Linked DNA regions of Homo sapiens: all the other regions are linked to region 1. Evidence: chromatin loops called from intact Hi-C (ENCODE). Cell type or tissue: ascending aorta. All regions are shown on one strand.

Evidence for each region. A loop is a pair of places that touch in the nucleus more often than their neighbours do. Peaks named below come from ENCODE experiments on the same cell type or tissue, not always from the same donor. Only the 100,000 strongest peaks of a DNase experiment are listed, where the experiment ranks them.
Region 2: it touches region 1 in a loop (7-fold over the local background); 23 of 110 quality-filtered maps call a loop at or near these places.
Region 3: a loop joins it to region 1, with 3.0 times the contacts of the local background. A loop is called at or near these places in 10 of 110 quality-filtered maps.

Annotation. Positions count from the first base shown.
Region 1 is chr5:123,034,370-123,036,869 of GRCh38, forward strand. PPIC (peptidylprolyl isomerase C) reads right to left here and starts at 2,356. Exons shown (of 5, transcript NM_000943.5): 1 at 2,140-2,356. The coding sequence starts at 2,256. PPIC-AS1 (PPIC antisense RNA 1) reads left to right here and starts at 1,553. Exons shown (of 2, transcript XR_001742868.2): 1 at 1,553-1,919. RefSeq lists a silencer at 1,052-1,224. In ascending aorta, a CTCF peak has its summit at 1,555; DNase peaks (open chromatin) are centred at 1,122, 1,772 and 2,362; H3K4me3 peaks cover 1,990 bases; H3K27ac peaks cover 2,000 bases.
Region 2 is chr5:123,087,388-123,089,887 of GRCh38, forward strand. It overlaps PRDM6 (PR/SET domain 6), which reads left to right and starts at 1,854. Exons shown (of 8, transcript NM_001136239.4): 1 at 1,854-2,132. PRDM6-AS1 (PRDM6 antisense RNA 1) reads right to left here. Exons shown (of 2, transcript NR_146771.1): 2 at 1-552. RefSeq lists enhancers at 504-1,048, 1,049-1,593. In ascending aorta, no CTCF peak of the experiment used is centred here; DNase peaks (open chromatin) are centred at 994, 1,294, 1,444 and 1,904; H3K4me3 peaks cover 2,414 bases; H3K27ac peaks cover 2,500 bases.
Region 3 is chr5:123,366,751-123,369,250 of GRCh38, forward strand. All of the region lies in intron 17 of CEP120 (centrosomal protein 120), which reads right to left. Among named protein-coding and RNA genes, the nearest start is that of CEP120, 55 kb to the right of the region's middle. In ascending aorta, a CTCF peak has its summit at 1,231 (motif pointing left); no DNase peak of the experiment used is centred here; H3K27ac peaks cover 194 bases.

The DNA.
Region 1 (2,500 bases):
CAAACTCTCCCTCAGTGACAGTGTCACAGACAAGGGTTTAGGATGCTCAAACCCTTCCCCTCCTGCAGCCACCAGCTTCCTCCTCTCTTGGCTCCATCTTCCAGTGGTTCCCCGCCCACACTGCCTGCACATCAGAATCACCAAAAGCTTCTAAAAGATAGGATACTGAGCCCCACCCATACAGATTGTGATTGACTTGCTCTGGGGTGGGTCACTGCATCAGTAAGTTTAAGAAGTTTCCCAGGTGAAACCTGTTCCCAAATATTGCAGGGGACGTACTTACACTAAAAACATTTATTCATTGTTAATCTGATATTCACATCTAACTGGGCATCCTGTATTTTATTTGGCAATCCTATTCCCTCTCCCTCGCCCCCTTTCTAAACCGTCAGCAACTCCTGTTAGTTATATCTCCAAAATCTATTTCAAGTCCTTCCCTTGCTCCCCATTTCAATGATTACCACCCTAATCCAAGCCACCATCTGGACTCTGGCATGGTGCCCTGAATGACCTCCCATTTCACTCTCCACTGAGTGACCACATAAATTTCTCGAGTATATATTGAGATCATGCCATTCTTATGCTTAAAACCCTTCAGTGGCTCTGACTGCAGAATAACACTTCAAATTTTAAGAATTGCCTCAATACCCGCATGCCTACCTGCAGCCTCTAAGGCCCTGTGTGATTCCGCTGCTGCTCACCCCTCCAACCTCATCTCAAGTCACCTCTCATTCTGTGCTGAAGCCATTCCGTCCTCTCCACATCCTCTGAATGCAGGGAGGGCTTTCCTGTTTGAGGACCTATGCATATGCAGTTCCCTTTGCCTCCTTAGTCTTCTCTGCGCTGGTTTTTCTCATTTTTCAGCTATTTTTAAATGTCACCCAAAGTATATTACAGTTTATTTCCTCCAACATTTCATAATTGTGCGAATTTTATGTTTATGGCTTTATCCCAAGAGACCCCGTTCAGCTCTGTGGCCTTGCACAAACCATTTCCCAAAGTTAGACATGCCTACAAGATCAAGAGGCTGGGAGTAAGATCAGAGCTTCTCGAAACCATCAGGCTGTTTATCAGCCCCGCCCACAACGTGGCACGGCCTTTCTGCGACATCAGATGCTGAGCTGGACCTCCTCCTCCCCACCCCCTAGTCCTCCCCGTCCTCAGGTGGCGTCTGCGGTCGAGGATGTAAGCATTCTACTCGTTGATTAGTATCGTTTCCATTGACAAACCCCAGACTGATGAAGACCACTTTCAGCTGCAGCCCGCCCCCTCCAGCTTCAGCTTCGAAGACACTATTGCCAGTGGGTTTTCTAGAAGTGGTGATCATGGGCACCAAATTATCCCCTCCCTCTCCCTGCATTCTCCCATTATCGTCTACCCTTGGTTAAATACGCTGAAAAAAGAACTGAAGCGGAGTTAAGTACGAGGAAGCCTTAAAGACGCACTTTCTGGCAGCCCCCCGCCCCCTTTCCCCGCAGTGGAGGCTGCCCCAGGTCTACAGGTGCCGCCTTCGCCCGGCCTCGCGTAGCCCACAGCAGGGGCCGCCCGCCCGCCGAAGTTGAAGGCGCACCTCCCCTTCCCGGGAAGGACGACGGTTCCCCAAAAGAGGCGGAGGGTAGTCTCTCATCTGAACCAGGCGCTTTAATGCCTGCCTGAAGCCACCGCGGCCAGCGTGGAGACCACGCAGCGGGCGGGCGGCTGCAAGCCCTGGGCTCCGAGCGCCTCTCCTGTGCGGGTCCCGCCCCCCTCCCCGCATTCCTCTCGTTCTGCTCCCGAGCCCAGGCCACGCTGAAGGAAGTACTTGGGCAGTCTCTTTCCTGGAGAACGGGCCCGCCGGTTCCGGAAGCCTCTCCTACCCCCAGGCTGGTCACCTCGGACTACCGACCCGGGACAAGAAGTCCAAGCAGACTGCGGCGGAGGTAGGCTGGCCTCAGCCCAGCTCCCCCAGGGTCTCCCCCGGAGCGCCGGCCTCCCAGCACGCGAGCAGCCCCCTCCCACCCAGTCCCGCGGCCGCCTCCAGTCCCCCTGCGCCCGGGAAGCCTCCACCTCGCCCGCCCTGACACCGAGGTCCCAGTATCCAAAGCGCCCCCAGGGCCCCGCCCGCAACAGGGGAAGTTGCAGCCCGCCGCTCTCGGTCACCTTGGCCGTCACCGAGGGGCCTCGCTTGCGGAAGCCCTCGGCCCCCGAAGAAAACACAAGTGCGCCGAGCCCCACGCAAAGCACGAGAGGTAGCAGCAGCCGAGGACCCGGGCCCATGGTGAGCGGTGGCAGCGGCGCTACCGGCACGGGCGCTACCGGCACGGGCGCGACACAGGCTCTGGGACAGCTGACGGGACTGCCGGCCGGCTGCGCCTGCGCGCTCCCGGTTGCGGGGGATGGGGATCGGGCAGTCCGGGAAGGGCGGGGACCCGGGGCGCGTTCCTCCCAAGTTCAGACTCGCGACCCGAACTTGGGATTCGGAGGAGCGCGCCCACAGGGCGCAGCCAGGGCTCGACCGCCG
Region 2 (2,500 bases), 53 kb after region 1:
CAGGGTTGGGACAGGTAGAGGTAGGTTCTTGGGGACTTCCAGTCTTGGGGACCAAGCGCTTGGAACTAGCTGGGTTTGGGCAGAAACAAGAAGGCAAATGACGGGACCGCCGCCGGAGTCCGGACTTCCATCCCTGGAGTTCACTGTCTCTCCCAGGGAACAGAGGAGTGTCCTGGTTTCTCAGCAATGAACCAGGAGAGTGTGAGAAAGAGCATTTGTTTCTTCTCCCGTGGCCCGACAAGCCACTCTTCGGCAGTTCTGCGAGCAGATTAATTGAAACGGGCCTGGAACTTCATCCTCTCCTCCCGATGGAGTTGCTGGAGGTCTGCGGACACTGCCTGGTTAGCCTCCGGGACCACAGCGCCGTGGGCTTTCCCTCGTGGTGTCTGCCTTAAACTTGGGTGCTATCAATCTATCCAACAATGACGGATGACCTTGTCATAACGACGCCAGTCAAAACATTTTCGGTCTAACTCTCTTCCAACCAACATCGAAGCATCCTGAATGAGACCCGGATGAAGTCTGAACAGCACGTTTCCCAGGTTCAGAAAACTTGAGTGGTGGGAAGAGAAAAAGAAACAAGCAGAAATCAGGAAAGAATGGCTATTAATTGCTCAGATTGGCAAGTGCTAAATAAGTTAGGTTGTTTGGAAAAAGATAAATGCCGTTTCTTCTCTTTACGGTATGGCCAGAACCCCGGCGATGGGAAAGTACCTCCTGAGTCGGTCAATTTCACACACCCTGCCTGTGCCCTCTACCATCTACTACCGAAAATGCCAGGAAGAGCTGGGGGGCAAGTGCCTCCTTCGTGGGTGCGAGACTGCATCGAAGGGCTGCCCTGGCACAAAGTCTGGGGAGAGGACATGGTGGAGGTGGGGCTGCACTCCCACCCTGCCCCTCTAACACCAGGTTTTGGGTAGAGAAACCTATGCGTGACCTCCTGCGGCAGCCGCAGGCAGCTGACCGCAAACAGCCTCGCCCGTGTCCCGGAGCAGTTGTGCCACCAGACGTAACACTGGATACTTGTCTCCGGGCCCCAAGAAGGAGAGGGAAAGAGCCCTCCAGAAGACAACCCGAGAAGGGGTCAGCAGAGCGCTGGGTGGAGTGCAGACTCCATTGCAGCCGCCTCCCAGCCCCACGGCCAAGCTTGAGTCCCTCCAGGACCAGCTGCTCTCGGTCTCAGGACCCTCGGTCCTACGCCTCCCTGCACCGACAAGCCTCCCTCCTGGGCTGCAGACAGAGGGTTTCACTGCAGCGCGCAACCCGTCCCGCTCCGCCCCCAACTTTTCTCCCCGGAGGATTTATGTTAGAGGTTGCGTGGCGGGCGAGTGGACTCTGGCACCCAGAAGCACTTCAGGAAAAACTGAGCCGGGCAAAAGCGCAAACCCGGTCCTGGCGGCGCGGGCTTGCTCCAGCGCGGACACCACAGCGTGTGCGGAGATGCATTCCCGTTGCCGCATTTCCACTGCTTTCAAGATCAGGGCACTGAGCTGGGACCCAGAAAAGACATATCATGGGCAGAAAGAGACAACAGGCTAGCGGCAGACGTCACGCCAAAAAAACAGGGGATGGGAGGGCGGAGGAGTTTGTGCGGGAAAGGCGCTCTGGCGATGTGGGTCGGGCCGAATTAGAACTTCCTTCTTCCCTCTCCCCTCCCCTTCTTCTGGCCTGCCTCCCCTCCCCCCTCCGTTCTCTCTCTCTCTCTCTCTCTCTCTCTCTCTCTCTCTCTCTCTCTCTCTCACACACACACACACACACACACACACACACACACACACACACACACACACACACACACACACACTCACTCTATTTTGTGCTGTCGTAAAACCCACGTGTCCAGCCGGGAAGCTGCCAGAGCGTGGAACCAAGGAGCCAGGACGCGGCAGCGGCCAAGCGCAGCAGCCCACGGCGGTTGAGTCGGGCGCCCAGGTCCGTCCGCACTCTCGCGCCCTCCGCGGGCCTCCCAATTTTCTCGCTTGCAGGTCGGGAGGTTTCCGGGCGGCACAATCTCTAGGACTCTCCTCCCGCGCTGCTCAGGGGCATGTAGCGCACGCAGGGCGCACACTCTCGCGCACCCGCACGCTCACCGAGACACCCGCACGCACCCACCGGCAGCACCGAGTTTTCAGGTAAGGTGAGGCTGGTCTGGGACTTAAGAGTCTAGGGCTTGGTAGATAGGAAGGTTGGTGGTCCTAGGTTGGGGGCGGGCGGCGAGACTGTTCTGCCTCCTGGCGCCTGAGGCCAACGCGGCTCGGGCGCTGCGCCACGCCGGCTCGGGTCGGCTCCGGGCGCTGGCTGAGGGCGGGGGCTGCGTCCTGCAGCCGAGTTCTACGGGGCAGCGCCCTCCTGTCGGGCCCCAGCATTGCTGGATGGGAGCTGGACGCTGCGATCGGGGAGGCAGAGCAGGGTGCACACAGCTCCCTCTGTGCGGCGCCGCAGCTTCGGAGTAAACTTTGCGCCCAAGCGGAGTTGGGAAGAGGGAGCCGCGGAACCGGGC
Region 3 (2,500 bases), 330 kb after region 1:
CCACTATTAAATAAATCTATAGTAGCTACTATTTATCTACAGCATTAAACCTAAACTACTCCACCTAGGATTGAAAGCATTCCAAAATACAGTATCTGTCCTACCCGCTCAACCTGCTTTCCTCAACAGGAAACCTACTCCAACCAGGTTTGTGTCCCCTGTGCCTTCCCTACTCCTTGCCCAATTTACTTCCTGAGGCTGCCAATTCTTTTTCCTCTGCTTACCTAAATCTTAAGGCTCAGCTCAGACTCTACCTCTACATGAAGCTGTCTTACAACTACTAGATTCCGAACGCCAAATGGTTTCTATCACATTCCTTGGTGTTTGATTATTCAAGGTCATTTACTGCTCTCTGAGTAATCTCCCAATTACTTTACGAACTCTTTAAGTGAAGTCTCAAAAGGAAGTCTCAAAGGGATAATGTACTTTTTCTCTTCCTGTCTCTGATTTTTCTCTTATCTTTCCCATTTGCCCCAAGTCAGGGGTGGCATATAGTAGATACTCACCAAATATTCTTACATACATAAATTTTAGCTTAATTAAAAATATTTATGTTCTTTCAATATATCTTCAGTCTTTTCCACCTATGTAGGCCCTACTAAATTACATGCCTTCAATATTTCATTTTTTAAAGTCCCAATTATTGAAGCTATATTTATATATATATGTATGTATGTATATATATCCCTAATCCAAAAATCCAAAATCCAAAGTGTTCCAAAATCCAATACCTTTTCAGCACTGACATGACACATAAGAAATGCATCTCAGACTTCAGATTTTCCGAACAGCGATGCTGAACAGGTAAATACAATGCAAACATCCCAAAATCCAAAAAATCTAAAATTGGATGCTGAACAGGTAAATACAATGCAAACATCCCAAAATCCAAAAAATCTAAAAGTGGAAACACCTCTGATCCCAAGCATTTTGGATAAGGGATATGCAACCTGTAAAAAGAATCAACAATTACAGTTGCTAAAACTATATGTTTATGTTAACTTATTTTTAGACAATTTCAGTAAAAAAATGGGAATATGCATATTACACTGAAAAGAATACGTAATGAGAAAAGAAACAAAACTCTCAATCAGACATAACCAGAGCTTACAAATTAAATCAGATACTTTTTAACTTGGGTCTTTCTTTTTGTGCATTTATCTCTTTGTCACTATTTTAAGAAATAAGATTCTGCCCTCTTCTGGCTCCAAAAAGATTTACAAAGAATTTTCAGAAGAGCTGAAAAGCCTCTTTTCACTAGGCACTTAAACATGCTGGATGAATGTATTAAGTCTAAAATAGAGGCAATTAAATTATGTACTTTTCTCTCTCAAGGCAAACTCACAGTACTGCTTATACTTTTAATATGTTTAATGATTTCTATCCTTCTGATAAAAGCATAGTTGGAAGAAATTTTAAAAGTCATTTAAAATTTATTTTTATTGTGGATATTACCTAGTCAACCAGTCTGTATTCAGGGATGAATAAGATAACACCTCTGTTACAATTTTGATTTCTGGTCTTTAAATTTCCCCAGGGTAAAATGGAAGTACTCTTAGACACCCACATAATAGAACTTGGGAGAATCCATGTGACATTATCCAATGAGTGCTTCAAATATTTCTGGTAGGCACTACAGAATTCATATTTATAAACGCAGAAATACTTTACTACTTGGTTTTATCAAAAGAGAAATGGGAAATGTCCAGCTGGATTCAAGTTCACTGGTAGAAAAATGAAGAAACTGACCAAATATGTAAGAAAAAGAATCAATTAAGACTTGCAATTAAAGCAATGTGGGGATAAGAGTACCCCAAGATAGCTTGGCAGTTAACACGCTACAGAAACATTTACTGAGTTCAGAAACACTACATGAAAAATATATTTCAGGGAGATGGCTGAGTTTAGTTTTGGACATTCTGGGATATCTTGAAGACTGACTTCCAAGGGTCCAGGAGATGGACACTATTTCCATAATATCAAAAGATTATTTGTCTTTTCCACTTTCATGCTTCTATAAATGTACACTGGAGTTTTCCAGAGGCTACATGATGTATAATATCACAACAGAGTGAATTCAAAATCAGATACAAGAATTCAGATGTCTATTATCCAGACACTAAAGAGATTTGTAAAATAGTAAAACAATGTTACTCTTCTCAATTTTTTGTTTTAGAAAATGGTTATTTTTCATAAAAATGTTACCTAGGTTTTTTTTTCCCATTTCTAATACAGTGATTATCAATAAAGGGACCCTGAGTCAAAAAAGTTTGAGAACTACTGTTCTAAGGCATTCAAGAAAAGATGTTGGGTAGGCAGTTGAATATATGGGTCATAAGCCGAAGAGACAGGTCTTGTCCTCTAACACATATTTTCTACACACTAGATGAATAATTTTTTTCCTTAATGTAAAGATCAAGTTACTCTCCTACTTAAAACCTTTCAATGGTATCTCATTATTTACTTAACTTTTATATTTACAAACATACAATTTAAGTAA